Regions from separate parts of the Homo sapiens genome. Here all the other regions are linked to region 1. A link is an interaction called in ENCODE POLR2A ChIA-PET data of the cell type or tissue named here. Cell type or tissue: HepG2. All regions are shown on one strand. Each heading gives the region's core, and the rest is flanking DNA. Links, peaks and the distances in the headings are about the cores only. Region 1 has its middle 16 kb from the start of CACNA1D. Region 2 has its middle 72 kb from the start of DCP1A. Region 3 has its middle 67 kb from the start of CACNA1D.

Region 1 (7,921 bases), core at 1,708-6,707:
TGTACAGTCAGTTGGACCTGTTCATGCATCTTCACCAGCAGTTGTGGCATCTCCACTTTTGGTATTTCTGGTGTAAATGACTCGAGCTCTGTGTTTTGAAACCAGTTTGATAAGTCCTTTGCCAAGGAGCTCCTGTAGGGCTGCCCTGGCCAGGGAGCCTCGAATCTCCAATCTCTGAGAGACCACAGCTGGGGTTATAAACCTATAGCTGGAAACTTCCTTACAGAGTTTGTCATACAAAGCTTCCTTACAGTAGCATTGTCAAACAAGACTTGGTTATTGAGCTTATCCCAAATTTTGCCTTTGGACCACTCCTTTTTGGCTTTGCCCCTGGATTTGTTCACTGGGTTTTTGTCTTTTTTGGCCAACTTCCCGGGGTCTTTCCTCTTGTTGTCCTCGGATGGCATTGTGAAGCTTGCAGAGCAGCGGCAATCGCTGCAGCCTTGCTGAGATGTCAGACGAAAAGTGATTTCTTTGATGCACAGGTTATTTGAAAATGTGTTGTTTAATTTTCAAATATTTGGGGGGCTGTAATAGATATCTTTTTGTTATTGATTTCTAATTTAATTTCAGCGTGGTTAGAAAACAATGTATATTCTGTGGTTGTTGAGTTTAGTGTTCTATTTTATTTATTTATTTGTTCTAGTTTTTTTAGAGACAGTCTTGCTCTGTCACTCAGGCTGGAGTGCAGTGGTGTGCTCAGCCTCCCAAATAGATGGGACTACAGGTATGTTCCACTATGCCCAGCTAATTTTTTAATAGAGATGGGGTCTTGATATGTTGCCCATGCTGGTCTCCAGCTCCTGGCCTTAAGTGATCCTCCTACCTTGGCCTCTGAAAACTCTGGGATTATAGGCATGAGCCACCACATCTGGCCTAGTGTTCTATAAATGTCAATTAGGTTAAGGTGATTGATAGCATTGTTGAGATATTCTACATCATTTTTGATTTTTAATAATCTAGTTGTTTTGTCAATTACTGAGAGAGGGGTGTTAACATCTCTAACTATGATTGTGGATTTGTTTATTTCTCCCTTTAGCTCTTTCAGTTTTTGCTTTATGCATTTTGAAGCTGTTATTAAACACACATTTATAATTGCTATGCCTTTTGATGAAATGACCCTTTTATCATTACGAAATATTGTTCTTTATTTTTGGTAATCTTTCTTATCCTGAAGTCTATTTTGACTGATATTAATCTAGCCATTCCATATTTCCTATGATTAGTGCTTGCATGATATTTCTTTTAAAATTTTTAAGTTTTAAACCTATATGTGTCTTTGTATTTAATGTATCTCTTGTAGATAACATATAGTTGGATCATAACTTTTATCTACTATAAACAATCTATTTCTTTTTCTTATAGCATTTAGTCAATCTACATTTAAGATAATTATTGATATGGTTGGATTTAGTTCTCTCACTTTTATTTGTTTTCTATTTTTCTGATATGACTTGTTTCTTGGTTCCACTTTTCTTGCCTTTTTTGGGAATTAATATGGTTTAGTATTTCATTTTAATTTTTAGCTATAGCTCTTTGCATATTTTTAGTGGTTACTTTTGGGGTTAAAATAATTTTTTTTAATATTTTAAGTTCTAGGGTACATGTGCAGAACGTGCAGGTTTGTTACATAGGTATACACATGCCATGTTGGTTTGCTGCACCCATCAACCTGTCATCTACATTAGGTATTTCTCCTAATGCTATCCCTCCCTGAGCCCCCCACTCCCTGGCAGGCCCCGGTATGTGATCCCCTTCCCCCTGTGTCCATGTGTTCTCATTGTTCAACTCCCACTTATGAGTGAGAACATGCGGTGTTTGGTTTTCTGTTCCTGTGTTAGTTTGCTGAGAATGATGGTTTCCAGCTCCATCCATGTCCCTGCAAAGGACATCCTTTTTTATGGCTGCATAGTATTCCATGGTGTATATGTGCCACATTTTCTTTATCCAGTTTATCATTGATGGGGATTTGGGTTGGTTCCAAGTCTTTATGTTCTATTATGAACAGTGCTGCAATAAACATGTGTGCATGTGTATTTGTAGTAGAATAATTTATAATCCTTTGGATATATACCCGGTAATGGGATTGCTGGGTCAAATGGTATTTCTAGTTCTAGATCCTTGAGGAATCACCACACTGTCTTCCACAATGGTTGAACTAATTTTCACTCCCACCAACAGTGTAAAAGCATTCGTATTTCTCCACATCCTCTCCAGCACCTGTTGCTTCCTGACTTTTTAATGATCGCCATTGTAACTGGCCGTGAGATGGTATCTCATTGTGGTTTTGATTTGCATTTCTCTAATGACCAGTGATGATGAGCTTTTTTCCATATGTTTGTTGGCTGCATAAATGTCTTCTTTTGAGAAGTGTCTGTTCATATCCTTCACCCACTTTTTGATGGGGTTGTTTGTTTTTGTCTTTTAAATTTGTTTAAGTTCTTTATAGATTCTGGATGTTAGCCCTTTGTCAGATGGGTAGATTGCAAAAATTTTCTCCCATTCTGTAGGTTACCTGTTTACTCTGATGACAGTTTCTTTTGCTGTGCAGAAGCTCTTGAGTTTGATTAGATCCCATTTGTCAATTTTGGCTTTTGTTGCCATTGCTTTTGTTGTTTTAGTCATGAAGTCTTTGCCCATGCCTATGTCCTGAATGGTATTGTCTAGGTTTTCTTCTAGGGTTTTTATGGTTTTAGGTCTTATGTTTAAGTCTTTAATCCATCTTGAGTTAATTTTTTTATAAGGTGTAAGGAAGGGGTCCAGTGTCAGCTTTCTGCATATGGCTAGCCAGTTTTCCCAACACCATTTATTAAATAGGGAATCCTTTTTATTGCCCTCTATATTGCTTGGGGAAATGCCCTCTATATTTTTTTTAGTGATTTGTAGATTCTACTGAAAGAAAAATGAAAACTTGTTCACAGGCAGTGTTGAAAGGATAGCTTTCAACTTTTTAAAGGGTTGAAAATTTAAACTACTCTCCATAGTTTCCGGAAAACATCCTCAAGCCTTTACAATTGAGGGTGAGGGCTGTGGCAGCTTTAAAGTTCAAGAGAAGGAAAATACGTTAATTTTCAAAGTTTTCTCCTATTTCAGATCTTTCTGAGGAAAATAATGTGAGGCCAGGTGTGGTGGCTTATACCTGTAATCCTAATACTTTGGGAGGCCCAGGCAGGAGGACCACTTGAGGCCAGGAGTCCAAGACCAGCCTGGGCAATATAAGGAGACCCTGTCTCTACAAAAAAAAAAACACACACAAAAAATACTGGGAGTGGTAGTGTGTGGCTGGAGTCCTAGCTACATGGGAGGCTGAGGTGGGAGGATCACTTGAGCCTGGGAGTTTGAGGTTGCAGTGAGCTATGATTTTGCCACTGCACTCCAGCCTGGGCAACAGAATGAGACCCTGTCTCAAAAAAAAAAAAAAAAAAAAAAAAAAGAAAAGAAAAGAAAAAAGAAAAATAATGGGAAAGAATCCCTTCACATATCCAGTGGCAGATCTGACCTGCCAGAGCCCTGTTCATCTTGACAATGAGTCAGGTGATCTGGGTTCATGGCCACACTGCATGACGTCTGTTCAGAGCAGCACCCAGGGGTTCTCTTCCTTAGCCAGTAGCTTTCTCAGCTTTCTCATGGACCTAGGAACTCCCCAGTGCCTAGATGCAGTGGAGCACATAGATAGCCTTGTGTTGTCTGGAAATGTCTGTGTTTCTGTGTAGTCTCTGCCAGTCCAATCCCAGGATGGAGGGTGGATGTGGGAACCTCTGTTTTTTAATTAGCCTTTAGGGCATAGTCTGCTCTCCACACACTTGTCAGAACAAAGGGATCTTTTTTCTTCAGGGAATAGCATTAAGAAGCAGGAGGTGGAGTAGTATACTTGTCCTGTTTGAAATGGCTTTTATCTGCTGTTGCATCAGTGATCTTTGACAGCTGATCTGCAGTTCTGGCTTAACCATTTACTAGTTGCATAACCTTGGCAAACTCACATCCCAGCATAATGAATCTAGTTTACTCCTTTATGAACTGGAAGTGTTAATATTTTCCCTGACCTACCTCAGAGGCTTAAAGGGTTGCATGGAGATGAAAACCCATTATAAAAATAAATTATTACTATGAAGGGTTAGAGAAGTTTGTCTTAAGAAGAAGGGTAATTTTAAAAAAGAAGTCTTTGTTGCCCCCTGAGTGAGCACAGTTCTTGGGGTAGAAACGGGATATAGGACAATCTGGCACTGAGTCTGCTGAAGGCTGTCCTGCCACTGCTACATCTTGCCCTTCTCTCCTAACCTCACTGCCCCAGGGGTGGAGACAGTCATGACACTGGGCAGGCCAGCCCTCCTCTGTGCTGCTGGCCACCTATGCGGCACAGTCTTGTCAGAGAGCTGACAATCAGCTCCCTGCTGCTTTCTCATCTTTTAAAGTCCAATTAAACATCTCTGGCCACAGCATGATAATTGTCTGGGCTCCACACAGTGGAACGTGACCTGAGGTGGCATTAGGAGACCAGAAAAGAAAGAAAAGCCCTTTTATCTTGGAAAGATCATGTCCCCAGTTCCTTAAAGTGTAGAATCATTGTTCACATTGAGCAATTGCCCAGCTCAATTCCAAACGTCAAGATATCAAAAGGCATGCAGGAGATTTAACCGTGTCCACATGGACTCATGTGCCCAAGAAGCAATCTGGTGGCTTAAGAATTAGCAATGGCATAAGGTATGTGTGAGAAACAGTGAGTCTGAGTGGAAAGTTCCAGCAGGGAGGGATGCTGGAAGGCTAGGTTAGGGCCAGATTGCAGAGGACCTTGATGCCAGGGGTAAAAAGGTGAACTTTGCTTCAGCAGGATAATCAGGAGTCTTACATGGGATTGTAGGGCCTGGTCTCTGGTGGAAGGCAAGAAGATTCTGCTATGGACAGGGTGTCCTGCCTTGTAGATTGCCCTCTTATAACATCTTGCCATTAAATGTTTCCTGAGGTTTATATCCAGCCCTACTAATCATAGTGCATCAGCACATTGTCTGCTTGATGCAGTGGTGGCTCCCCTTAAACATTTAGGAAGTTGCTACATCTGGAAGGATAAAAAACTCAGAAATATGGCCTGGCACGGTAGCTCATGCCTGTAATCCTAGCACTTTGGGAGGCAGAGGTGGGCAGATTGCCTGAGCTCAGGAGTTCGAGACCAGCCTAGGCAACATGGCGAAACCCCGTCTCTACTAAAAATACAAAAAATTAGCTGGGCATGGTGGTGTGCACCTGTAATCCCAGCTACTCGGGAGGCTGAGGCACGAGAATTGCTTAACTCGGAGGCAGAGGTTGCAGTGAGCTGAATTCATGCCACTGCACTCCAGCCTAGGTGACAGAGCGAGACTCTGTCTCAAAAGAAAACAAAACCAAACAAAACAAAAACTGAGAAATATGGACTTTGGTCCTGAACCTGCTATTGATTAATTGGGTATCTGAGGAAGCTCTTTCTCTTGTCAGGGCTTCAGCTTCTACCAGAAAAATCTAGGGAGAGAGGGATGGTGAGACCAAGTGATCTCTTAAGTTTCTCTTCACTTGAATGTTCTTAGGAATAGCTTCAGTTGCTGACATGTCTGCAATTTGTTTATTACGATTTGCCTCCCATGTCCCTAGGATCATTCTGCTGGACCAAGTTTCTGAGGAGCTTTTTATTTTATTTTATTTTATTTTATTTTATTTTATTTTTTAGAAAGGGAAAATGACTTGCTAGCAGTTACAAGATGTGCCCAGTTTCCCTATCTCTTTTGGTCCAGTTTTCTTTCTGCTGTCAGCTGCAGAGCTTAGTACATGATGGGAGGATCACTGTACTTTCTATAGCGCTGGGAGATTAGAGGAAAAAGGGATTAATAAACCATGGAGTGGTTGGGGAAGACTAAATGGTAGATAAAGGCTTGGGCCCTTTGGGTCCTGATGGAGGGGTGAGGATGCAGAGAATTCTCACCAGGCAGAGAGAAGGGAGTCAGGCATTCCAAGTAAACCAGGATGGAGAGGAAGGGTCTGTGTCTGGATGTGTCAGGAGCTGGCCTGGTGAGAGAAGGAAGCACCAGGAAATGAGGCCAGGGCCTTAAAACCAGGCAGAATGGGAGATTAGACTTGATGCTCTAGGACCCTGATACCCAAAGTGTGGCGTGGGAACTAGAAACATCAACATCACCTGGGAGCATGTTAGAAATGCAGAATCTTAGCCGGACGCGGTGGCTCACGCCTGTAATCCCAGCACTTTGGGAGGCCGAGGCAGGTGTATCACTTGAGGTCAGGAGTTCAAGGCCAGACTGGCCAACATGATGAAACCCCACTTCTACTAAAAGTACAAAAATTAGCCAGGTGTGGTGGCACACACCTGTAATCCCAGCTGCTCGGGAGGCTGAGGCAGGAGAATCGCTTGAATCTGGGAGGCGAAGGTTGCAGTGAGCCGAGATCGCACCACTGCATTCCAGCCTGAGGGACAGAGCAAGACCCTGTCTCAAAAATAAAAAATAAAAACAAACAAAAAAGAAATGCTGGGCCGGGTGCGGTGCCTCACGCCTGTAATCCCAGCACTTTGGGAGGCCGAGGTGAGTGGATCACGAGGTCAGGAGATCGAGACCATCCTGGCTAACACGGCGAAACCCTGTCTCTACTAAAAAAAATTACAAAAAATTAGCTGGGCGTGGTGGCGGGCGCCTGTAGTCCCAGCTACTCAGGAGGCTGAGGCAGGAGAATGGCGTGAACCCCGCAGGCAGAGCTTGCAGTGAGCCGAGATCACGCCACTGCACTCCAGCCTGGGTGACAGAGCGAGACTCCGTCTAAAAACAAACAAACAAAAAGAAATGCTGAATCTCAGGCCCAGCTCAGCCCTGCTGAATCCACATCTGCATTTTAACAAGATCCAAAGGTGACTTCATACCCCTTGAAGTCTGAAAAGTGCTATAGTTCAGGACATTTGTTCTCAGTGGTACTGATCACTGGGCCCCACCCCAGGCCCCCTGAATCAGAATTTTCTAGGGATGGGGCTTGGGCACTGGAAGTTTTAAGAAGCTCTAACCTGTAGCCAGGGCTGAGAACTACTGTTCTCATGGTTATAAAGCAAGAATGACAATGTCGGTTCACAGAAGAACATTTAATAAAGATCAGATAGGCAGCAGTATGAAGAGTGTACTCAGGAAACAGAAATTAATAGCAACGAACCAAATGTGCATAGTGAAGAAGACAGCTCCATCATGTTGAGTCCTGAGAGTTGAGAAAATGGCTGTGCTAGAAGTTGCTATGGGGAGCTGGTTTGTAGAGGATAATGAGAAGTGAATTTGGTTTTAGACATTTTCACTGAAATTTGATGGTGGCAACATCTACCAGGAATTAGTTGATGTGGCACTGAGCTTTGGTTAAAGGGCAGGACTGGAAATTTGAACTTGTAATTTATTATCACCAAGGTGGAAGCTGGAGTCATATAAATGGTACAAGACAACCGGATAACAGAATAAAGGCTTTTGTTGTGTATAAATTAGAATCGTAGGCTTGGAAGGAATTTTAGATAACTTTAGGCTAAATGTCTATGCATGAACCAAGTGTACTGGCCTTAGTGATAGAGCAAGGGATGTCTTTTCACCTTGGCCATAGCAATCCTCTGCTTAGAGTCTGTGAAGGACCATGGCCTGGGCCACCTTCAGAGCCCTGTGGGGCTCATTACCAGAGGGCCTGGCCTATGTGAAGTTCCCCTGCCAACACTGTGACTCATCCACACACTTCCACAGTGATATTTTCAAAGTACAATTATGTGTAGCAGAATGTCTTTTCCATGGCTGACAATGTTGCCCATCTGTGAAGTCATTAAGCTCTTGTGCTCTAAAAGCAGGGAGGAGGTAAACAGTGGCAGCAAATTGGGAACCTGCTTGAATGATGGGAGCCTGGGATTCACACTCTATGCCGGGGCTCTGGA
Region 2 (7,921 bases), core at 2,435-7,434, 58 kb before region 1:
AAACTCCTGGACTCAAGTGATCTGCCCGTCTTGGCCTCCCAAAGTGCTGGGATTACAGGCATGAGCCACCACGCCAGGCAGAGATACCTTATATTTCTACATATGCATGCTACTTCTTCAGATTGTCTTTATTCTCTTCCACTGGTCACTTTGTCTATCTGTGTGTCAGTAAACATTACCTTAATTACTACAACTTTCTAAGTCTTGGTATCTGGTGAGCAAGTCTACTCAACTTATTATTCTCTTTCAGGAGTATCTTGGCTATCCTTTGGCCTTTGCTCTTCCATATATATTTTATTTTATTTTATTTTATTAATTTATTTTTCGCGACAGAATCTTGCTCAGTCGCCCAGGCTGGAGTGCAGTGGTGCCATCTTGGCTCACTTCAACCTCCACCTCCCGAGTTCCAGTGATTCTTCTGCCTCAGCCTCCCGAGTAGCTGGGATTACAGGCGCATGCCACCACACCTGGCTAATTTTTGTATTTTTAGTAGAGATGGGGTTTCACATGTTGCCCAGGCTGGCCTCGAACTCCTGACCTCAAGTGATCTGCCCGCCTCGGCCCCCTAAAGCGCTGGGATTACAGATGTGAGCCACTGTGCCTGGCCCCTTCCATGTATATTTTAGAATCAGCTTGTCAAGTTCCTATTTATTGGGAACCTATCATGTATCCAGCGAAAGAAGAGAAGTTTTAGAATATAACATGGTCTTTGTTTATAATGCGCCTGTATTCAAATTGCAGAGAAGACTAATATATATGAAACAGTGAATAGAATAAGATATTTTGTAAAGTGCAGAAATGTGTGGAATATATTAGACAGGTAGGAGAAACCCACAGGGAAGCTGGAGAAAGAGGACTTTAAGGGATAAAGGGATTAGAGAAATCTCAAAGAGGGTGGTAAGCCTTGAAAGGTGAGATGAAGAGGGGAAGGAGAGGTACACTCAGAGGTGATTAAAATAAAACTTACCTGAGTATGAATGCATCCCAGTTTACAAAGTACTTTCACATATATTATCTCACTTGGTCCTCAAAGAATATGACTGGGTAAGACAGGTAGTAGTCCCACTTTAGGGGAAGTATAGGTAAAGTGGTTTGCCTGAGAATCCATTTTGTAAATGTTAGGCTGAGACTTCAAAGCAGATCTACTTCTGGTTCAGAATTCTTTACATTGCATCACTTTTTCTCTCCATATATGGGAATAGGTGCTGAAGGAAGCTAGGAGTCCTGGAACTGAGGTGTGTGTGATGCATGTGCCTTCTTCCTTAGGCAGAGCACGCCAGGAATTAGGAGAGGCCCCCTGACCAGAGACACTGAGTAATGCTTTTAGCATCCAGGCCCATTCAGCTAGGGGCCCTGAAGAGGAGATCACTGGGAGCAAATAAAATAAGAGCGGCAGATAACAATCACATGGCCTCAAAAAGATCTTGCACACTTCTTAGGAAATTAAATTTAATATAGAATCAGTTATGTTAATATGGTGGCTCTGTTGTAACGGGCTTGTTGTTTTTCCTTAAAAATAATACCACAAATTGTGTATTTCTATCAGGCAAAATTTGGGGTTGCTATCATTTGCTGGGAACTTTTATTTGGCACAACATTGTTTTGGGCACAGAGCTGGTCTTCCAATGCAAAATAGTGGAAGCTGGTAACATTTAAATGCATTTCCAGCAAGTTCCCTTTTCTTCATCTATCCCCAATCCATTAAGTGCTGAGTTCCATCTGGTATCCAGTGCCCCATTGATGATTCTCCCTCATTTCTAAGTAACACCACCGTCCAAGATTGAATGTCAACCAATCATGCCACAGGAAACTGATGTATGGTAAGTTATTCTGAAATCTTTCAGGAGTATCTTCATTCAAAAGCCCTGGCTTGGTGGTTCATGCCTGTAATCCCAGCACTTTGGGAGGCAGAGGCTGGCAGATCACCTGAGGTCAGGAGTTCGAGACCAGCCTGGCCAACATGGTGAAACCCAGTCTCTATTAAAAATGAAAAAAGATTATCTGGGCGTGGTGGTGCGTGCCTGTAGTCCCAGCTACTCAGGAGGCTGAGGTAGGAGAATCGCTTGAACCCGGGAGGCAGAGGTTGCAGTGAGCCGAGATTGCGTCACTGCACTCCAGCCTGGGTGACAGAGTGAGACTCCGTCTCAAAAAAAAAAAAAAAAAAAAGAGAAGATTAGTGGGATGAACCACAGCCTTTGTTGCTGCGGCTGCAGCTGGTTCTGGGGTTTTAAGTGACACTCATCGTCTTCCCCTACTCTTCCCCATCCAGACTCCCCTTACCTTCAGCCAACATCTTTGCCAGGGGGATGACCTAGCCACGCCCACAATCTTTGAGGAGTCTGAGCTTCGGTCAACCACGCCCTTCTCAGGCTATGGCTGCGGCACCTCTGCATTCACCACCGAAATAGAACAAGACAACACCAAGAGGTGCCTAAGTGAATCTCCTGGGTGTCCAAAGTTCCCCACCCCAACACTCCCTCTGCCAGCAACTGTAGCTTACAGTTCAGTGGGACTCTCACTGCATCCCCTAGAGTGAGCGTTCCCCTTTGGGAATCAGGACCTCTAACTGACAGAGCACAGAATTGCGGAGATGGGAAGTACAAATTCTCCTAGTGGGTCAGTGGAAGTGATGGTAAGTGGGGTCATTTTTGTCTAAATGAATTGTTACCTATGTTAGGTGGAAGGTAGCCAATGTGACTTGCCACCAAGTACTGCCATCACACTTGCCACCAAGTGGCCAGTGGGTCTACTTAAGGGATAAAACTATATTCTGCACTCAAAGTTGGTCTTTGTCACTGGCAGTGGCAGTAGCTAGATCAGCCTCAGTAAATGGGACCCTATGTTGTTCCCAGGTGTAACCAACATTGTTGTCATTATGGTACTCTGTTCATATGTACCCATGTGCCAGCACTGGAGTGACTGATGTCAACTGGCTGTCAACTGAACTATACCCTGAGACTTAGTTCCTCTTCCTGGTGGATGCTCTGTGGTGGGCATGAACATGCAACACAACTGTCTATATACTTTGTGTCCACTCCCATAAGTTATAGACTCAGATTTCTTGTCCCTGATATACCATTATTTCTCCTTCTTGTTCCCTGACAACCTGGCCAAGCCATTTTACACTGCCATGAATTGGTGTATATTCTAACCTCAGGTCATTTCTCTTTCCATATCACTATTTCAAATACCTCTGAGTCAGGTGGAAATAGAGTCCCTTTCTGATTTGCATTCATATCTTAAATTGACCCATCCAAAAACCAAGCTTGGCCCATTCATCAGTTCACCATAACATACTTCCCCTGTCCCCCATATGAAACCATAGAGCACAGGGACAGGTACTGGTGCAATGGTGTCGTATGACATGGGGGTCTGTTATACCTGCTCATGCAGCTTGCTTGTAACCTCTGGTCCTGCTTGTGCTCGTTCTTGGATGTACCACTTCTATCTTTCAGCAGATTGCTGCTGGGCCTGCCAACCTTATGATTTGGTGGGCCTTATAGGACCCAGTTCATGATGGGTTGTTCTAGATGCATGGTGTCCCATTATTGGGCACTCCATTTCCACCACACCAGGTGTGGATTTTTGAAAGGTGTATGCTTCTCTGCTGCAGATCATATGGGCTTGTTTCAGAACTCTAGGGTTTTTGTTGTTGTTGGTTTGTTGTTGTTGTTGGTTTTTGGGATAAGGTCTTGCTCCCTCACCCAGGTTGGAGTGCTGTGGCTCAATTATGGCTCACGGCAGCCTTGACCTCCCACTTCAGCCTCCCAAATAGCTGGGACTACAGGAGTGCACCACGTTGTCTGGCTAATTTTTGTATTTTTTGTAGAGACAGAGTTTTGCTATGTTGCCCAAGCTGGTCTGGAACTTCTGGGCTTCAGTGATCTGCCCGCCTCAACCTCTCAAAGTGTTAGGATTACAGGTGTGAACCACCATGCCTGGCGAACTTTAGGGTTTTCTAGTGTAATTTTCCCACTGGGGCTTTCAAGAAAATCCTCATGTCTTTTCTCAACATTGATACCGCTAATACCCTGGGGGCTGCTGTGATGTATGGACTAAGCGGAAGGGTCACTTCCATTGTGACCTGGACTCACTGCAGGGTCCTTTCCTGCTCTGAATCCCACTCAAAGCAGGCAGCTTTTCATGTAACTCAGTACATGGGTTAGAGCAGTGTTTCCTGGTGTGAAATATGCTGCCTTTAGAATCTGAAGAGGCCTATCAGGCACTGTGTTTCCTTCTTTTTAGTGGGATGCAATAATTTGTCCTTAACTTTGGAGGGGATTTCCTGGCATGCACCAGATCACTGATTTTATTGATGTGGAAGACCCCAACTGTTTGCAGGGTTTATTTCCCACTCTCTGGAAAGTATACTTGCCTCAACAAGTCCCTTAATGTGCTAGCTACTTGCTGTCCATCTAGATGGCATAGTCATCATCTATATAGAAAATCAGTATGATATTCTGTGGGATTTTCAGCCAGACCAGATCTCTCCAAAGAGTAGGAGAGTTACTATAGCTCTGGGACAAGACTATAAATGTATACTGTTGTTTCTTCTAAGTGAATGTAAACTGTACCTAATAATCTTTTCCAAAAGAGATAGAATACAATTATCAGATCATACCACATACCTGAGGCCATCCAGGTCTGTTCTACCAAAGATAGCATATCTGACACAGCAGCTGCAACTGTGGTTACTACTTGGTTAAATTTGCAGTAGCCTACTTTCATTGCCCAGAATTTGTCTCATTTTCTCCAGGCGCCAGACTGATGAATTAAATGAAGACATGTTGGAAACCACTATCTCTGCATCCTTTCAATCAGGATGCACTAATTTTTCCATTTCCCCTGAATGCAATATTGCTTTGCATTTCCTATCTTGGCTTGCTTGTAAGCCAAGGAGTTGGGGGCAGTTTCACAGGTTTTCACTTGGCCTTTCCACTATGAAACCTTTTACCCTATAGGCCAAGGTACCAGTGTGGTGGTTCCAAATACTAAGTATGTCCTTCCAGTTACACATTAGAGAATCAGAGAGATGACTACTTTATGGGTTGCAGACCTACTTGACATTTCTGTGACTAGGACTTGGGCCAGGACTCCAGTTTTTACCTAAACTCCATATGATCCACTGGGAGGACTTGGTGCTTATTTAGTACTCTGGGAATTAACGTCGACTTGGACCCTGTGTCCACTAGGGTCCTTTTATGCAGTCTCCTTTCCTTAGTGTATGGTTATGCAAATAAATAATAGTAGGCCCATTTGTGGAGGAAACATAGGGAAACACTACCATGTACACTTGCCATGGCGTTACAGGATCCTTCCATCTGGGAGTCTGGCATCTCCTTTAGGCAATTATTTGGGTCTAAAACCTGGCCCAGGTTCAGAAGTTGCTGCATTATCTTCAAGCAAGAGGGCAATACTAGCCCCCAGTTGGCAGGAGTGGGCCACTCCTGTGCAATCACAAGGTTCAGGGAAATATAGTCAACATTTTCAAGTGGGTCAACTCAAATGTCTCACAGCTAAGCTAACAAGAGGGCTTAGGCTTTAAACCCTGTGTCAATGAGTCATTGGATAAAGGCTGCCCTGGAAAGAGGCCATGACCTTGACATTTTCTTAGGGACAATGGCCCTCAACCTCCTCAGTATCCATCCTTGATTTATTTTGGTTTTACAATTTGAGTAATATCCTTGTTGGCATCCCACTTATTTTGTTTCTAGAGATCCTGTATTCTTTTTTTTCCTTCTTCTTCTTCTTTTTTTTTTTTTTTTTCCTGAGACAGGGTCTCACTCTGTTGCCCAGGCAAGAGTGCAGTGGTACAATCTTAGCTCACTGTAATCTTGAATTCCTGGGCTCAAATGATCCTCCCAAAGTGCTGGACTGTGTTCTATTAATCGTCTCCATAACTCTGTGTCTCAGCCCCCCTGGCTGCCCCTCCAACCTTGCCTCTCACTGTGATAATGACATCCATCTGCCATCTGACAGTTAAGCATTACCATAGGGTGCAGGAGGGAGGGTCCTGTCATCCTCATCGTAGTTGCTATCAATGAGTCCATTGGTATAATGGCATCTCTACCATCAGCCCTGGCCCGTAGAAGACAGCCACCATTAAACCTCTTCATAAAGCTGGTGTATGTTATTACTTTGGTAAGTGGTGTATCCTCTGATGTGTTTTCCGACCTTTTATAGTATCCACCTAGCACCCTACCTCCCATCTTTTTAATCCTTTCCTCCATCATTTGCCAGGAACACTTCTTGTATTTCTACTTCACGTAGCATGGCCCACTGTCTTTTCTGTTTCTAGGAGCCATCCTAGTAACGTGTTCACACCGCCTCCTGGGATTCTTGCCAGATTATATTATGGATCCCAGGAGAGCATTCCCAAAGCTATAAACTCTTCGTTATTCAACCTTACGTTTGCCCTCCTTGCTCCAGCACCCTGAGAATCCAGTCCGATGTGTCCTCTCCTCACTCCTGCTGCTACATGCTGGCCAGGCCCTGGGGTGTAGTCTCCTTCCTCCCTGGCAGGCTGCAAGTCAGGTCCTACTTTTCTCACTTCCCTACCAGGTTGCCTGGACTTAAGGAGCATTTAGTCTTTATTATTTGCTATTGCATCGCTTGATTATGTTGTGCCTCAAACCTCATTGTTGGCCTAGTGACCAGGAGGAAGATGAGGGCGAGCCATGGGGGCACATGTTATTTTCCTGGGAAGAAGCTTTTGCATCATCTTTGAGCAAGAGGGGAGTGCCAGCCCCTAATCAGCAGGAGTGGCCTGCTTCTTCATGATTAGAAGGTTCAGGGAAGTATAGAGATTCAACATTTTCAAGTGGATCAACCCAGATGTCTTCATCCCATGGGTAATGGTCCAGTTCTTTCCCAAGCAGGGCCCTGTCCTTGGCATAGCAAACCTACCTTGGTTGACAAACTCAACTGCTCTTAGGTCCTCAGCCTAACCCTTGGCTTTTTCTGTCCTATCATCACAGGTGATCAGAGCCTCTTCAAATGTTATGAAAGGGGCCATCTGGCTTTCACACTTAGCTTTTAATTGATGATTAATCACTATCAGCTTTCCATTATCTTTTTCCACAGTGTTGATTGTGTATTAGCAATAGCTACCCATTTTCATTGTTTTTATTGTTACTATTTTGCCTGTATTTCTCCAATGCATGATATGTCACGCCAGCCAATGCCTTCCTTTCCATCAGCATACCATCCCAATGGTAACCTTCCTAATGGTTCCATCCCAATGTGTCCCACCGTAGGTAAAAGTTTAAACTATTGCCCTGCTACCTTGGGCCACCTACCACCAGTGGTGGGATCCTCATTGCCAGCTGGGTGATCCCCTTTCAAAATTCTAACCTAGTGTCTGCTTTTCAGACTACTAGAATTGTCTAAGAGTCAGTTGAAGATCAGCATGCAGGAGATTTATTAGGAATTGCTCTTGGGATCAAAAACTGTGGAGGAGAAGGGAAGAAGTTGAGCTGTAATGCAGTCTCAGCGGAGGCCTCAGCTGACCCTATGGGGAGTTCAGAATCTGGGATAAGGTGGCCCTTGGTGCTTGTCCCTAGTTGGGGTAAGAGGACTTAGCCTTTAAACCCCCATGGCAATGAGTCATCGGATGCAGGCTGCCCTGGTAAAGGATCATGACCTTGGCAATGTGGTTGTCTTTCCAGGATGATTCCTGTAAAGGCTGACAGCTAAGGGCCTTCTGTTGGCAGCACTGACAGTAGCTGGGAGTGACTCTTCCATTCCTGAAGGGAGGTCAGGGTGGGGCATCACAGCATCCAATAAAATCACTAGTCATGATTTTTAAACCAATACAATCACTAGTCATGATCTTTAAAAATCTTGAATGTGACATCTCCTGACCTCATCCACCTTGGTTGATGAAATAGATATGATTGTCTTGGTAGTCAAGAGTACTAGT
Region 3 (7,921 bases), core at 462-5,461, 52 kb before region 1:
AGGAGTCCCTCAGTGGTCTCCAAATCCCAGCACTCCTGACAGCATGTGTAAGGAACTGTGCAGGTTTTGGCACTTCTCATGTCTATTCATTAGAAATTGAGTAGATAAAGAGAATTGATAAAATGCAGTTTCAAAATTTACCTCATTCATCATTTTTAGTGTTTTAGATGATAGCGAGTACATTCCACTCAATCACTCCTCAACTCCTGGCAGGAGGTAATAAAGACACCTATTTGGGGCAGAGCGGGTAATGATAAAAATTCTATGCACCCAAAAGCACCTTGTTCATAGAACTATCACAGAGCCCAACTAAAATGCAGCCTCTGCTATATCAAGTTCACCAAGAAACAGACTTCTAGATAGGATAAAACATGAAGGGATTTCTTGAGGGAGGGAGCCGGAGAAGGCAAAGACCATGATGCAGGTCCGACATCTGTGCAGGGAGGAAGGGAAGGAAGCAGGATTGGGTAAGAAGAGTCTTGGACTGAAGCATGGCTCCAAAAGAGGTTCAGCCAGGTCAGTGGGAAGTCCTCAAGCCAGTTTCACATTGGAGGAGTCCTGTGTCTTGCTGGAATGAGCCTACCTTAATACCCCACTGTGCCTAATCATTGGCTGGACTATCAGTCAATTGCATGCCCCCCAGGAGGAGATCTGAGCTGTCCATTTTCATGGCCACCACTGTCCACTGTTCATCCCTTGCACTTCTCTACACAGGTTCAGGGAACAGCTTGTCCATAATTCCCATAAGCCTCTCTTTCTGAGGGGAAACTTAGAAGAGTTTAGTGGGATGAACTACAGGACTCATTGTTGCAGTTAGGTCAGTGTCACAACTGGTATTCATCGTCTCCCTCCTCCACTATCCATTCTAAATTTCCTTCATCTTCAGCCACCACCTTGGCAGGTTGTGCTAACTTACTGGTATTTTGACCCAAAGCTTCATCTCCAGGGATCTGAACCCTTGGCAATCATCCCCTCCCCCAGGTGTTGTTGCTATACACATCTGTTTATAGTTACAATGAAGCAAGGAAGTCCCAGGAGGCACTACCACATATCTCCCTCCAGGCCCCTGAGTAGATGGCCAGGCCTTTGGCTGCAGCTCAGGAATCTTTTTTTTTTTTTTTTGAGACGGAGTCTTGCTCTGTCGCCCAGGCTGGAGTGCAGTGGCGCAATCTCAGCTCACTGCAAACTCCGCCTCCCGGGTTCACGCCATTCTCCTGCCTCAGCCTCCCGAGTAGCTGGGACCACAGGCTCCTGCCACCACGCCCGGCTAATTTTTTTTGTATTTTTAGTAGAGACGGGGTTTCACCATGTTAGCCAGGATGGCCTCGATCTCCTGACCTCGTGATCCGCCCGTCTTGGCCTCCCAAAGTGCTGGGATTACAGGCGTGAGCCACCCCGCCTGGCCAGGAATCTTTAAATAGTCTCACTTCATGCCACATCTCCATCTGTGCAAAGTGGATGACCAAGTGTGATCCCCATAACTCTACCCATTGGGTAAATATTCCCTCTCCACTGTCTTTCAAGGCCAATTCTGAACGTGGCTGTAATGCAGCCACTGTCCGCTTGTGTAATTCAGCTGGTATCCACATACAGCTTGTGCCCAAGATTTAAAAAACTGATATATAATTCACATACCACACAGGTTTGTAGGCCAAACTTGGCCCTTTTCCTGCTCCTATAGTTGGTTGTGTAGCACCCCCCATATGGCCATAGGTGTAAGCTGGTAGAGAGGTACTGGTGCGCTGTGGTCAGTGATGTGGAGGCTGGGCTACCTGCTCATGCTAGCTCAATTGCAGATGTACCATTTCCATCTTATAATGATCTACTGCTGGGCCTGTCCCACTTTATAACTTGGCAGAGTCAACAGAATCCATCTCTGGATGAATAGTTGCAGATGTATGGTCACTTGATTACTCGAGGGTCAAGCATTCTGTCTATCAGGACCCAGTTAACATACCAGGAACTGTTTTTCTAAAGGCATAAAATTCTCCATTGCAGATGGCATGGCCTTGCTCCAGAATCCCAGGGGCCTGCATTGAGATTCTCACACTGGGGCTTGCCATAGTCTCCACAGTACATCTTTTTTTCCACCACTAACATCCCTAAGCCATAGGATCTGCTGGATTTCATGGCCCAAGTGGCACGACAGGTCCACTGGACCTGCTGGGTAGCCTTTTCCTGCTCTGGGTTCCATTCAAAGTTGCTGGCCTTCCATGTCACCTGGTATGGGCAGGAGGAGTATCCCTAGGTGTGGAATGTGTTGCCTCTAGAACCCAAGGAGGTCTATCAGGAACTGTGTTTCCTTCTTTGTGGTAGGGAATGCAAGATACAGCAATTTGTCTTTTACTTTGGAAAGGATATTCTGGCATGTCCCTGACCATTGGACCTTTAAAAGCTTCACTGAAGTGGCAGGTCTCTGAAGTTTCATAAGGATTATCTTCCACCCCTGCAGCACATGTATTTTACCATGACTCCAGCTTATTACCCAACTTTTGTGTAAATGACTATTGTTGTTGCTGTCATGTGAATGCAGAATGGAAAAGAATGCACTAGCCAAATCATTGGCCGCATATCCTATACATGAGGCCTTATTAGTCTGCTGCAGTATTCATTCTGTGTCCAGCATAGCAGCTATAGTTGGGGCTGCTACTTGATTGAGCTTGTGGTTCCATCCAGTTTCTGCAAGGGACAGATTGGTGAAATGAGTGGAAATATGATAAGTCTTGGCATCCTTTAGATCTTTAATGATGGCACTAATCTCCACCCCCCACCTCCAAGTGATATCAGGTTGTTGTTGTTGGGTTTTTTTGGTGTTTTTTTTTTTCACCATTGATCAGAAGGCAGTAATTTCATTTTTGATTTACTATCTCAGCTTGTAGGGGCTCAGTTTCAGAGTTCCTACTTGGCTATCACCACTATGATAGCTCTTACTCCACAAGCCAAGGACCCAGTGTGGGGCTTACGTCATTTACCAAGGACATCCATTCCAATTATACATGCAGTGGGGAAATGACCACTAGGTGGGCCCATGGACCGAGGCTCCCTGTGAACTGGACCATAACCAGGACTCAATTTATGGCCTCCACATAAGGTAATAATGGGAGACCTGTGATGAGGCTTTGGGTTTCTAGGTGTCCGTGTTAGCTCAGATTCTGTGTCTAATCGTTCTCAAAAAGTCTGGAAATTTCTCTATTTTTTTCTATATAATCACATGAGTAAATGGTTCTAGATCCTTGGAAGAAGAACTGGGGGAATCATTATAGTATAACTTGCTGTGTTGTTAAGGGACTTGGCCACCTCACCTCCTTTGGGCAGTGGGTTCCAGATCTAAAAGTTGCCTTGGGCTGGGAACAGAGTGAGGGAAAGGGAAAGCAAGTTTTTGGTTTGTTTGTTTGTTTGTTTGTTTGTGATCACCCTCAAGCTCCATTCTTCCTTTTAGTGTGTGCGTGTGTGTGTGTGTATGTGTTGCTTGTAGATGTTAAGTAGCACCCTTGATGGCTGTCCATCTGTTTTGCCCCAGGAACATTATAGGCTCTATTCACCATCTCTAAACTCTGTGTGTTAAGTCCCTTTCCCTGCCACAAGCCTCTATGTCTTTGGGCCCCATAGTATACATGAATATTAAGGAGCCCAGCTCTGATTGCCTTTCCAATCATGAACGCTGGCCTGCAGAGAAGAACCATCACTAAACTTGTTGGTGGTGCCAGATAGATGGGGAGTCCTCAAGCTAAAGTTGCCTGTTGGAGGACTCTCTGTCTTGCTAGAATAAGCCTGCATTAGTACCCCTGCTGTGGCCAGCCGTTGGTTGAGAGCAGCCCGTGGAAGCCTGGCACAAATGTGGTGGCAAATCCAGAGGAGTAGCAGCTGGAGCCATCAGTCAGTGATTCCCCTGCAGCAGGGGGCCTAAGCAGTGTGTTTTCACGGCTGCTACACATCCTCTCTCAGGTAAGAGTCCAGGAGTGGAGAAGGCCTCTAGCTCACAATGTGGTAACGGGAAGGAATGACTGTACCAAAGACAGGTAGGCATAGTTTCTGGGGTTTCTTTCCCTAAATTATCTTTGGAAACTTCACTTTCACTTATTTTTTGATGTGCCCAACATTAAAAAAATTGAGATATAATTCACAAACCATAAAATTTTCATATTTTAAGTGTATGACCCAGTGGTTTTTTAGTATAGTCACAAAGTTGTACAAACATCACCACTATCTAATTTCAGAACATTTTTATATCCGCAAAAGAAATCCTGTACCCATTAGCGGTGACCCTCTGTTCCTCCACCTGCATTTCTGGTGACCAGTAATCGACTTTCAGTCTCTATGGATTTGCCCATTATGGACATTTTATGTAAATGGAATCATACGATATATGGCTTTTTATGTCTGGCTTCTTTCTTTTTTCTTTTTTTTGAGACACAGTCTTTCTCTGTCACCTAGGCTGGAGTACAGTGGTAAGATCTTAGCACACTGCAACCTCTGCCTCTTGGGTTCAAGCAATTTTCCTGCCTCTGCCTCCCAAGTAGCTGGGATTACAGGCGCCCACCATCACACCTGGCTAATTTTTTGTATTTTTAGTAGAGATGGGGTTTCACCATGTTGGCCAGGCTGGTCTTGAACTTCTGACCTCAAGTGATCCATCCACCTCAGCCTCCCAAAGTGCTGGGATTACAGACGTGAGCCTCTGCGCATGACTGGCTTCTCTCATTGAGCATAATGTTTTCAAGGTTCATCCATGGTAGCATGTATCAGTACTTCATTCCTTTCGGGGTTGAATAATATTCCATTGTGTGAATATACCATATTTGGTTTATCTGTTCATCAGCTGATGGATATTTGGGCTGTTTTCACTTCTTGGCTATTATAAATAATGCTTTTCTGAACATCTGTGTATAAGTTTTTCATATGTTTATGTATATTTTCACTTCTCTAGGGTATAAGATTAGACCACTGGGTCATATGGTCACTCTATGTTTAATTGTTTGTGGAACTGCTAAACTGTTTGCCAAAGCATGTACCCAGCATTCTTTTTTACTTATTACTTTTTTAGAGATGAGGTCTTACTATATTGTCCAGGCTGATCTCAAACTTCTGGGCTCAAGTAATCCTCCTGTGTTGGCCCAACATTTTTTATAGGCATTTTGGGAGACACAAAAGTGAAGCTAATCCCTCACCCCAAAGAGCATACAAGTTAGAGTAGACGGGAGATGAAATTAACATGTATACATTTGAAATATAAGCATAGTACAGCTAATAATGAAGGGCTAATCTGTGTATCTCCAAATTAAAAGTACATCTACACTCATATGCTCTGAGAGCTAGAAGGGAAGAGAAGAGGAGGGAATGACAAATATGCAGTAGTTAGGGGTGTGCCCTCAAAACCTCCATTTCCACGATCTTCTTCAACAAGACCAGGATGGGACCACTCAGGACAAGGGAAGAGCAACTGCTTGAGATTCTGGAAAGCCTGCCCAGTGGCAGGGAGGGGATGTTCTCTGACTGCTTTGTTTTACATGATATTTTTAGATAAAAATCTGATATGGTAGGCTAACCATCTGTAGAACCTATGTTTTAGATGTTTCTTCCAAAAGTGAACTTAAACATGAGTTAGAGCTACTTCTATTCTCTGAACTGGTGTCCTTGTGATAGATGGTACAAATTTGCTGACTAATTTGTTGAAGTTACAGTTAAAATATGTGACCAGGAGCAGACAGAAAGCAATGACTCTATAGAGGAAATGGACAATGAACTGTGCGTTCTAAGCTATAGGAAGAATATCTTGGAGTATCTTCTATTTTATGCCAAAATGACATTGTTGCATTAGTATTCTGCCTCTCTTCTTCCTTCAGTGGGCTTCTTAATGGATGGAGTCAAATAGTTTTCATTTTCTACCCATTTATCTTTCAGAGACCATATAAATGATAGGATAGACATTATTCCCACTGACTTATTCTGAAATACTTCTTAAATAAAACTAGCATCACCTTTTGTCCATGTCATTTTGATATTTGCAGGTGACTTGTTACTCTGGAAATTCCATAACTTCTCCTCTCAGTATCCAGACCTCATTGCCCTTCAGTCATCACTGATAACTGTGGAAGACTGCTCACCATACACTCTCACCTGACAATGCTCACCCAATCTGTCCTTCGCAAGGAGATTTGTTCTGGGCTCTACACACCCTCTTTTCTGAGCTTCCTCACCTTCTTGCAAGGCTGACATTAATTCTGAATTTTAAGCAAGAAAATACGGGGAGTGAGGGAGAAGAAGCCTTTTCTGTTTGTGCACTAAAAAGCATGTTCTGTTTCCCTCTTTGAAGGAGGAGGGACTTGATAATGGACTGGTTCCCTCCACTTGTTAAAATTCTCATCTTTTAGTATAGAAAAAAACCAAATTGCATGGTAAAGCTGTCTTTATTTTCTCCATGACTAAACACTGCATTTCTCAGCACTTAACAAGTCATTGTTCTGAAAAATTGGTTTCAGATCAGACCCTGCTTCCTAATGAGGCAGTGACTTAGTTCGTAATACTTTTTTTTTTTTTCTGGACTCTAAACAGTAGCAGGCAGGAAAAAGGGAACAAAAGATGGATGGGAAATAAAATTGCACCATTGCCCCTTTCCAGTGGGGTCTGTCTGTGAGTAATAAAGCGTTGATCGAAGAGCCGGGTCTTTGATTGGAATTCTATGAATCAGCAAGTACTAATTAAACAGCTACTGCATGACCAGCTTTGGGCATTGTTGGTTGAGGGCCCAAGGAAAAGGAGGGTTGCTGCAATCTAATTTGGGAGGCAAGATTTTAATCTTGCTATTTCTGGGCTTCCTGTCTCTATCACATCAAGTCTGAATCTTTCCTTTTTCTTGGAGGATCTTCCAAAAGCTGTGATTCACCTGCTCTTACAACTTTACTTGCCATTTTATTCCCCAAAAGGAACTCTTCTTAAATCTGTCTGGTCTCATGCGCCATTTTCATTGGCTTCATTCACTGCTTTCCCATCTCCCTTATTCCAAACCCAAAACTTCCACCTTTCAGAGTCTAATTCAAGTTCCATTTTTTTTGAAGTTTCTCAATTGCTGTAGAATTTACTGATCATTTTACTTGATTTCTTCAACTTTAGAGCACAAATCTATGTTAAATAATTTGATTCTTGCTTATAAATTATTCTGTATTTTTCACTAACTTCAAGTGTTCCATGAAATTTTCCTTCAGAGTTGAGAAATATATTGTTTCTCTCAGAGTACTTTTTAAGCATCCTTCCATCAAATCAACAATATGTATTAAGTGCTTATTTTGCACCAGCACAGTTCCAAGGCACTGGAGAGATACAACAAGATGAGACAAAGCTCCTGCCCACATGGAATTATACTCTAGAGAGAGAGGCAGACAATAAACAGACCAAACAAATAGATGATCTAATACCAGAGACTGGTAAGTGATGAGCACAGTCTTGAATACATGTACATTCTTATCTTAAGAAATCACTGTTTGGAGAACAAGTGCAGACTAATTAGAGAATAATATAATTAACAACCTCGTGCAAATTATTTGTGCACTTTACAGTTGATCTATGGTATCATCTCGGGTGCTTAACTTTGCGATGCTTCAGTTTCTTCATTTCTAAATTGTCTATCATGTTACTGGTTCCCCAAACCATCAACCCAGCTACTGGGAAGCTGCACCACATCATGGCTATAGGCAGTGCTGCTTCTTGAAGAGAATCTTCATGCTCATGTTCCCTGATGCATAAGTACAGAATCACATCAAAAACAATATTACCCCCTCCCACACTCCAACGATCACACTTAGTTACTTGCATAATTTTCTGGTCTTTCAATTGTTCGAAACCAAGCCTCTAATAATTATTCTCAGTTTTGATTCATATTGAATTAAAGGGACTTTAGAATCACCTAATCCATGACCTCACATTA

Evidence for each region. Peaks named below come from ENCODE experiments on the same cell type or tissue, not always from the same donor. Only the 100,000 strongest peaks of a DNase experiment are listed, where the experiment ranks them.
Region 2: POLR2A ChIA-PET joins it to region 1 with 5 read pairs; 2 of 35 experiments call an interaction of 5 or more read pairs at or near these places.
Region 3: POLR2A ChIA-PET joins it to region 1 with 5 read pairs; 2 of 35 experiments call an interaction of 5 or more read pairs at or near these places.

What each region holds. Positions count from the first base shown.
Region 1 is chr3:53,474,683-53,482,603 of GRCh38, forward strand. It overlaps the pseudogene RPS25P4. Among named protein-coding and RNA genes, the nearest start is that of CACNA1D, 16 kb to the right of the region's middle. RefSeq lists a silencer at 4,140-4,434. In HepG2, for the core only: no CTCF peak of the experiment used is centred there; DNase peaks (open chromatin) are centred at 3,789 and 4,269; H3K4me3 peaks cover 948 bases.
Region 2 is chr3:53,415,498-53,423,418 of GRCh38, forward strand. No RefSeq gene overlaps it. Among named protein-coding and RNA genes, the nearest start is that of DCP1A, 72 kb to the left of the region's middle. In HepG2, for the core only: no CTCF peak of the experiment used is centred there; no DNase peak of the experiment used is centred there.
Region 3 is chr3:53,424,129-53,432,049 of GRCh38, forward strand. No RefSeq gene overlaps it. Among named protein-coding and RNA genes, the nearest start is that of CACNA1D, 67 kb to the right of the region's middle. In HepG2, for the core only: a CTCF peak has its summit at 3,021 (motif pointing right); a DNase peak (open chromatin) is centred at 3,013.